Regions from separate parts of the Homo sapiens genome. Here region 2 is linked to region 1. The links are chromatin contacts, found by Hi-C or POLR2A ChIA-PET in ENCODE. All regions are on one chromosome and are shown on one strand. Each heading gives the region's core, a stretch centred on a gene start or an enhancer-like site at or near the end of the contact. The rest is flanking DNA. Distances are from core to core; before and after follow the strand shown.

Region 1 (2,683 bases), core at 184-2,683:
CTACGCCCGGCTAATTTTTTGTATTTTTAGTAGAGACGGGGTTTCACCGTTTTAGCCGGGATGGTCTCGATCTCCTGACCTCGTGATCCGCCCGCCTCGGCCTCCCAAAGTGCTGGGATTACAGGCGTGAGCCACCGCGCCCGGCCAATCCATCACCTTTTCTATCTCCACTGCCACCACTGTAGACAGGCACCATGTCTTGCCTGGACAACTGCAATAACTCCTTAACCACCTGCTCTTTCTCCACCCTGCCCCCATTATAATTCATTCTCATCCCAGGAAGAGCCATTTTTGTTGTTGTTGTTGTTGAGAGGGAGTCTCACTCTGTCACCCAGGCTGGAGTGCAGTGGTGGGATCTCGGCTCACTGAAACCTCTGCCTCCCGGGTTCAAGCAATTCTCCTGTTTCAGCCTCCCCAGTAGCTGGGACTACAGGCGCACGCCACCATGCCTGGCTAATTTTTGTATTTTTAGTAGAGATGGGGTTTCACTATGTTGGCCAGGCTGGAATCGAACTTCTGACCTCAGGTGATTCACCCACCTTGGCCTCCCAATCATGCCTTGGGATTACAGGCATGAGTCACCGCGTCCGGCCTAGGAGCCATATCTTAAAACCTAATTCAGATCGTATCACTCCTCTGCTTGAGTCCTTTTTTTCTTTGGTAGAGAACGGCGTCTCGCTACGTTGCCCAGGCTGCTCTTGAACTGCTGGCCTCAAGCGATCCGCCTGCCTCCGCCCTCCCAAGTGCTGGGACCTTCCTAGAATTAGGCAGAAAAGCCCAAACTCCTTCCTCTGGCCTGCAAGGCCCTCCCTCCACCTCCTCAATCTCCTTTTCTCACTCACCCTCTCGAACTCCTGACCTCAGGTGATCCGCTCGCCTCGGCCTCCCAAAGTGTTGGGATTACAGGCGTGAGCCACCGCACCAGGCCTATTTTCTCACTCATCCCCTCGCTCCTGTCAACCCCTCCAGGCAGGGGCCTTGCAATTGCCCCTCCTTATGGAACACTTTCCCTGGGGATCTTCCCGGACTGGGTTCCTCTCATCATCCAGGTCTGGGCTCAGAAGTCGCCTCCTTAGAGAGGCCCTCCGGGATTGCCCATCCGCCTGTGCCCACGCTTTGTCCCGTTCCTCTATTTTTATTTCCTTTCCCGCTCGCATCCCTCTCTGGGACGAAGTCGCCCCATCACTCGTGGGAACCTCAGGAAGGCAGGGGAGGCGTCTTGGGCACTTGGGGACAGCGACGCCTCCTCGCGGGGTCTCGGGTTTACCCTGAGTCTCCAGCCCGCGTAGCCTCAGCACCGCTCTCCACACCGGGTCCGGCGACTTGGATCTGCGCCGCGGTTTACGTTCCGGGTCGGCGGGCGGGGCCTCGTCGGCGGCCAGGCTCTACTTCCGGGGCGGGGCGGCCGGGGCGGGGCTCCTGTCTCCCGGCCTGTCTGGAGCTCGGCAGCCGCAGAAGCGGCAGCGGCGGCGGCGCGGCGCAGGCACCGGCCCGGGGAGAGGCACCATGAGCGGTGAGTGGCGGCCCCGCCGCTGTCACCTGCCCCGGCCGCCCCGGCTCCCGCCGCTCCAGCTGCACACTCCGGCCCCTGCGTCCTCGCGCCCCGCTCCCTCGCAGACCCCCTCCCAGTCGCTCCCTTTTCCAGACCCCTGGCCCCCAGGACTCCCGGCTCGTGGCCCCTGCTCACCTGCGGGTCTCTGATCTCCCGTGGCGGGGCACTCCTGGTCTCCTGACTCCTGTCCATCCATAAAAACCAGCTCCTAAACCCCTGTCCCCAGTTGTTCCAGTCCTGCGATCCCCTTGCCTAGTGTCCAGACCCCCAGTTCTGAGACCTCCCAGGTCTCAGTCTCTCCTAACTCCTAGACCCGCTGCGTCCCAGCTCCAGTTCCAGGTCCCCCATCCCCAGTCATCCCCGCTACCCAGGCCCCTGGTCTCCAGTCCCTGCAGTTTCCACACAGGCATAGTCTTTCTGGACAGTTAGTTTGCTGACCCCAGTACCCCCGTGTCCCAGGAGCTTCTGGTCCCCAGAGGAGCTCAATTCTGCAACCCGTTTGTCTTCCCCATCCCTCTCATCCCTCCCACCCCTGTTCCCAGTGCTTTGCTCTTCCCATCACCAGTTCTTCCCAGTTACCCACTCGGCTTCCCTCTCCGGTCCTGGCTTTTACATTTCGATGATCCTTGCATATTCCATCCTTGTCCATGTCTTATCCTGGCTCATCATTATCATTTAAGATCTCTCTTGCCTTGTCCTGCAGCCCTTCCCTTCTTGTCCCGTGCCCAGCCCATCTGGGGACCGTCACTTCGTCCTTCTTCTTCCCAGTCCAAACTTCTTCCTCTCACCATCGAGGGGGTGGTGTTGATGGGGATGCTGGAAGTGAGAGGGAGGTGGGTGTGGGCAGCTCGTCCTCAATGTTTTCTGAAGTTTAGTCCCTTGACTCTACCCTCCTTTCCTCTGAGGAGTCTTATTGGTGTTTTGGTGCTAAGTCATTCCTGGGTGTTGTATGTGGAGATGGGAGTGACTCAGGGAAGCCTCTCAGCTCTCCCCTGACTGTCCAGCCACTCTGGGATCTGGATTTATTTAGGAAGCCCCGCCTATCCTCCTAGTGCCTGTTTTCCCCTCACTGTGGAATTGTTTCTGAGGATCCCTGCATCCAGCCGTCCTGGCCGTTGTCTTCCACTCAGG
Region 2 (6,082 bases), core at 116-2,615, 430 kb after region 1:
ATAAAAGAGAGGTTAAAAAAAATACATCAGGGTCAATGAAAATGTAAACTAAGGGTTTAAAAGGAAAAAGCGGAAAGCATATATATGTGTCATGAGATTCTACACAGTTGCACTCATTGATTTATGAATTTCCTGTGGGCTTCCTGGCAGCCATTGTGAAAGGGAAATGTGGTTATTTGGATAATTCTGTTGCTAATGATAAGAAAATATGTTAATTCTTTAAAAGAAGCTGTAAAAGAAATTTCCACACAGGATTTGAGATTAAACAATAAAAAAGGATAGAGTAGACAATCCCCATCTACATTCCCGTGACAGCCACTGTCTGGTTTTCTTAAGATTTCCCTTGAAGGAAACCAAGGGCATAACCCCAAAGTGAACATAAATTCGACTGGAGAGCCAAGACATGTAGCTTTCTCAGGAGAGCGGTGCTCCCTGGTACTGGAGCTGCGCTGTCTGTACCAGAGCTCCTAGCCATGTGTGGCTCTTGAGATTTATATTAATTAAAATGAGATTTATATCAATTAAAATGGCTCATGCCTATAATCCCAGCACTTTGGGAGGCCGAGATGGGTGGATCACTTGAGGTCAGGAGTTCAAGACCATCCTGGCCAACATGGTGAAACCCCATCTCTACTAAAAATACAAAAATTAGCTGAGCGTTGCTGTTGCATGCCTGTAATCCCAGCTACTTGGGAGGCTGAGACAGGACAATCGCTTGAACCTGGGAGGCAGAGGTTGCAGTGAGCTGAGATCGCGCCACTACACTCAAGCCTGGGCGACAGAGCGAGACTCTGTCTCAAAAAGAAAGAAAGAAAATGAAAGATTCGGCTCCTCAGTTGCACCACATTTCACATGCTGAGCAGCCAGACGTGGCTGATGGCTCCTGTTCTGGACAGCACAGATCTGGAACATTTACCCCACACACAGAGGTCTGCAGGGCGGCTGCCTTGGAACAAGCTCTCCTAGCGTGTGGGATGGCAAGATGGTGGTGTATGTGCCAAGTCAGGATTTAGAAGGACCACACTGGCCATGAAAGGCCACATCCTGCGGGGAGAAGGGCCCCCGCTTTTTCAGCCCTTCATGGCTTCCAGCTCCTTGGAAGAGGAAGTCTCTGTGTCACTCTCTTACCTCTCATGTCCCTCTGATCTTTCTTAGGAAAAACAGCAAGGCTGGGGTCATTGCCTTTGGCAGGTGACAAGCTTAAGGTTAATTAGATTGTTTTTTTTTTTTCTGTATTCATTTTTACATTTGCCTCCTAGTTATGTCACAGAATTCTATTTTTCCATTTACCATGGTGATGTACAGTCCCCCTTTAAAATATATTTTAGGTAAAAAGGAAATGAGTCAGCTTAAAGAAAGCTACTAAATAAACAATCGTGAAAACAGTCCAAAGTTTAGCATGATGCTCTATGAATGATTGATATTTGGGTAGCACTATAAAGGAACAGATAGACTGTGATTAACAAATACCAGTATAATAATTAGTAGCCACCTCTCACTGGTTTGTGTGTTGTGTAATAGCTCATTCAATCCTTGTAGCCATCCTGTGGGGTAAGAAACTCTTACCCCATTTTATAGGTGAAGAATCAAAGGCACAGAGAAGCATCTCATTTACTGACATGTTTTTCAGCCCCCAAAGCAGTCTCTGACAAGGTCCTGGTCTTTAGAGATTCTGTGTTACTGAAGGAGGGCTGAATCAAGCTCTTTAAAAATCCTAAAAGCAGCTGTGCATGATGGCATGTGCCTGTAGTCCCAGCAGCTCCAGAGGCTGAGATAGGAGAATTGCTTGAGCCCAGCAGTTTGAGCCTGCAGGGAGCTACGATTGCATCTGTGAATAGCCCCTGTATTTCAGCCTACGCAACACAGTGAGACCCTGTCTCTCCAAAAGAATGTAAAAATTAACTGGGCATGGTGGTGCATACTTACAGTCCCAGCTACTGGGGAGGCTGAGGCAGGAGGATTGCCTGAGCCCAGGAGTTTGAGATTGCACTGAGCTGTTATAATGCCACTGCCACTCCGGCCTGGGTGGCAGAGCAGGACCCTTCTCAAAAAAACAAACAAACAAACAAAAAAAAAACTAGAAGCAGCTGGGACAGTCACCCTCATTCCAAAAGGCAAGGCCCAGCTCAACGAAGATCTCACCTGCATGGGCAGCCACCTACACCCCTGAGATGGTAGGCTAAGGGCAGGCCTGCAGCCAAGCCAGGACTTTTCCATAGGACCTCTCTGGGTCCACTGTGGTGCACACATTATCCAGCAAGCCCTCCACATCCAAGAGCCAGGCTGAGATGGTTTGCTTTGGAAAGTTGTCAGAGCAGTTGCTGGTCCACAATAACTTCTGTGGCCGTCCAGTATCTCAGGACATCTTGTTTGAGCAATGTCAGGGTCCCAGAACCTGCCTCGGGGTGGCTGCTTGAAAAAGTCCTCCGGCCAGGTGCAGTGGCCCATGCCTGTAATCCCAGCACTTTGGGAAGCCAAGGCGGGTGGATCACCTGAGGTCAGGAGTTCAAGACCAGCCTGGTCAACATGGTGAAACCCCATCTCTACTAAAAATACAAAAATTAGCTGGGCATGGTGGCACACGCTGTAATCCCAGCCACTCGAGAGGCTGAGGCAGGAGACTCACTTAAACCTGGGAGGCGGAGGTTGCAGTGAGCCAAGATTGCGCCATTGCACTCCAGCCTGGGGGACAGGAACAAAACTTCTAAAGGAAATAAAATGTCATCCTACATGCCAAAGAAATTAAGGTAATTCCCCTGCTATGTGCAGTCACAGAGCCCCCACTACTTCTATTGTGGAAAAATCTGGAATTATATTTGGCACAGAGGATTCTAGCAAGAAGTGCTGTGCATTGCCAAGGTTGAATGCAAATTATTGCAAAAAGTTTGTGTTCCTGTGTCCTGAGAGGGAGCTGAGGTGTGTTATGCCACTGAAAATAAGAAATGGCGGCATTTGACTACTTTTCAGGACAAAGTAATATCTGGAGAGTTCCTGATTTTAAGTTTTTCATCCGTGAGTACTTCTTACACGGTAGGCTGTGCTGATGCGTGGCTGCTGGCAGGCACTAGCCGGAGACAAAATGATTAAGGAGTGTCAAATAAAATGGAAAACAAAATTAAACTCAATCCAGTACCTTGTTTTGCTGGGTTTTTCTCTTTCTCTTGTTAACACACATTTTGGTTTGATTTTTCTGGCACTTCCATATGACAGAGTTAAATTTGTTGTTAATTAATTTCTAGTTTATACCTTTGCAGATGTTTGATCTTATTCCCCAAATTCCCTGACTCCAAACGGGTTTGAGATTCACTGTCTTTTTTTTTTTTTTTTTTTTTTTTTGAGACGGAGTCTCGCTCTGTTACCCAGGCTGGAGTGAAGTGGCGCAATCTTGGTTCACTGCAAGCTCCACCTCCCGGGTTCATGCCATTCTCCTGCCTCAGCCTCCCGAGTAGCTGGGACTACAGGTGCCTGTCACCACGCCTGGCTAATTTTTTTGTATTTTTAGTAGAGACGGTGTTTCACCGTGTTAGCCAGGATGGTCTCAATGAGATTCACTGTCTTAATATCCCACTCAAGTGTCTCTAAAGGTATGTTAGGCCTTAAAAAAGCTCACCTATTTGTTTTCTTCAACTATTACAGCCATCAGATTGGTATGAAGTAATACATCAGTGTACTTACCTGAGATCTTAGGTCTTTCCCTTTGAAAAATACCTTCAGTGTAAGTACATTTGGAATCAGTCTTCCATGTGGGATAAATTTCAGCCTTTGCGTCTAGCGACCACAAATGCTGGCTGTTGTACAATATTTCATTTGCGCAACAGAACCGATTAGATCTTCTTTGTAAAGAGGGTTGCTTTGTTTCAGCAAAGCGTTTTTTTTGTTGTTGTTTTGTTTTGTTTTTTTCTGAGAGGGAGTCTCGCTCTGTCACCCAGGCTGGAGTGCAGTAGCGCAATCTCGGTTCACTGCAAGCTCCACCTCCCGGGTTCAAGTGATTCTCCTGCCTCAGCCTCCTGAGTAGCTGGGAGTACAGGCACCCATCACCACGCCTGGCTAATTTTTTGTAGTTTTAGTAGAGACAGGGTTTCGCTGTGTTAGCCAGGGTGGTCTTGATCTTCTGACCTCGTGATCCACCTGCCTCGACCTCCCAAAGTGCTGGGATTATAGGTGTGAGCCACTGCGCCTGGCCGCGTTTTTTTCTTCTAGAATAAGTTCTGTTTCCTAGAGGCCACAGGGTGTTGTCTTGGCCTGAGGAATGTTGGTATCCCAGGAAAACTTGTTCAGTATCTGAACTCTTCCCATCTCCCATCCTGCAGAACAAAATCACATAGCCTGAGTGGTTATTATTATTACTTTGTTGGAGACAGGGTCTCGCTTTGTCACTCAGGCTGGGGTGCAGTGGCACAATCATGGCTCATTTCAGCCTTGAATTTCCAGGTCAAGCAATCCTCCTGCCTCAGCCTCCTAAGTATCTGGAACTGTAGGCATGTACCACAATGCCCATATTTTTGAAGAGACAGGGTCTCACTGTGCTGCCTAGGCTGGTCTGTAACTCCTGGTCTCAAGTGATCTTCCCACTTGGGCCTCCCAAAGTGCTGGGATTACAGGTGCAAGCCACTGTGCCTGGCCTCTGGGGACTTTTAAAGGTTTAATCCAGCTAAGCATATTTATATATGTAATGCAGGGAAAGCGTATTATTTTTATATTAATAATAGATCACGGCATCTTGGCAGGCTGCATGAGCTTCAGGTGGTTTGGAGGATGGTGATGTTTTTGGACTTCAGGCTTTGCGTTTCTCAGCTCTTCCTTTTCATCCTCTCTTAAGATAGCTTACCCCTTGGGCCCTCAAGTTCTCTTTTACCCACAGCTCTGTCTTTATGCTTGCTTCCTGTGTAGCTATGCAGAGAGGGAAGAATTCATTAAGTAGAGAAAGATGAAATGGTTGGACCGAGTACAGAAATGGGAACTGCAGCTGCAGTGATGTGGGCTCTGAGAAGCCTCTGCCTTAGCAGATACCATTCCAAATTTAGGGGAGAGAAGGACCCGTTCTAAGGCTGAAGCATTTCTCTCTTGCTCACACCTGGTCCTTCCTGTCACACCTGTTGTATACCAGGTAGACAGGAGAGCCGGCCGTGGACTGAGGCAGCCGTTTGCTGTTTGATTTGTGAGTTTCATCCCAGCCAGTGTGGGCTCCTGTGTTGCAGGCCAAGCCAGACCAGGGGAGCACTTGCCCTTGTTCTTGCTGTGTCTCTCCTTGAGAGCTTTCCACCCCGGCGTTCTGAGGATCATAGCACATGAACCCCTAGCTGTTCCTGGAATGCTCAGGGCTCCCAGGAAAGCCTGATGTAGGTGAAAACAGAAAGCCAAAGGCAAAATGCTCTCCCCTTCCTGCTGGACATATGTGTCACTGCTGTCCTCTTTCTGCTTTATCTTTCCAAATAGGAAGAATTTTTAAAATTTCCCTTCCAGTATAAAGCCTTTATTCGTCCCAAAGCTGTTGATCAAGGTTCTGCTATATGCCCAGCATGTGCCAAACCTGCAGAACCAGTGGGAGCCAAACTTGACATTGAGCTGACCGTCACCAGTCTCACTAGTTTAGCAAGAAGGCAGGCTGTGTGGGGTAAAGGTAGCCTCGCTCTGCAGAGAAAGGAACAAGGAGGAGGGACGGGACACCACTCACCTTGCAGCATGGATGTGACCGTGTGTGATGACATATGAAATGCTTGGGCCATAGCTACTCTGTGAATGTTACCTTTGTGATCTGATAACCACTTGACTTGTGATAAGCAATTAAGCCTGGAAGGAAACGGAAAAAGATTTTCCCCTTGTTGAATCAAATGTCTCTGGGCATGTCCCCGTGTTCAAAAAAACTGTATGGAGCATCTCCTTCACCAAGGGCTTTACATGGGCTGCAAAGAGCAAGACAGCATTTTCCTAAGGTACCTGGCACCTGGTGGGGAGACAGGACCTCCATGAAAGCAACCGAAGTTCAAGGGCGGTTACATGAGGCTTTGCGGAGGGGTGGGAGAGCCGGCCATCGGGTAGGACGCCCCAGCCTCTGCTGCAGACTGTTTAATGCACATTGCTG

Evidence for each region. A loop is a pair of places that touch in the nucleus more often than their neighbours do. ChIA-PET counts read pairs that join two places held with the same protein, here RNA polymerase II (POLR2A). Pooled maps may share reads with other maps.
Region 2: a loop to region 1 is called in a pooled map, with 2.0 times the contacts of the local background. The contact joins the enhancer-like site here to the promoter of SNX29 in region 1. A Hi-C loop is called at or near these places in 1 of 37 single-sample maps with no recorded cell type and 2 of 50 pooled maps. POLR2A ChIA-PET finds 5 or more read pairs at or near these places in 1 of 52 experiments (GM10248).

Annotation. Positions count from the first base shown.
Region 1 is chr16:11,975,301-11,977,983 of GRCh38, forward strand. SNX29 (sorting nexin 29) reads left to right here and starts at 1,434. Exons shown (of 21, transcript NM_032167.5): 1 at 1,434-1,513. The coding sequence starts at 1,507. It also overlaps a transcript of NPIPB2 not described here. RefSeq lists an enhancer at 98-749 and a silencer at 1,244-1,703.
Region 2 is chr16:12,406,111-12,412,192 of GRCh38, forward strand. All of the region lies in intron 18 of SNX29 (sorting nexin 29), which reads left to right. Among named protein-coding and RNA genes, the nearest start is that of SNX29-AS2, 37 kb to the left of the region's middle. RefSeq lists an enhancer at 932-1,061. Within about 2 kb of position 1,366, at least 3 of the 41 ENCODE cell types and tissues checked have a DNase peak (open chromatin) inside an H3K27ac peak, as active enhancers do.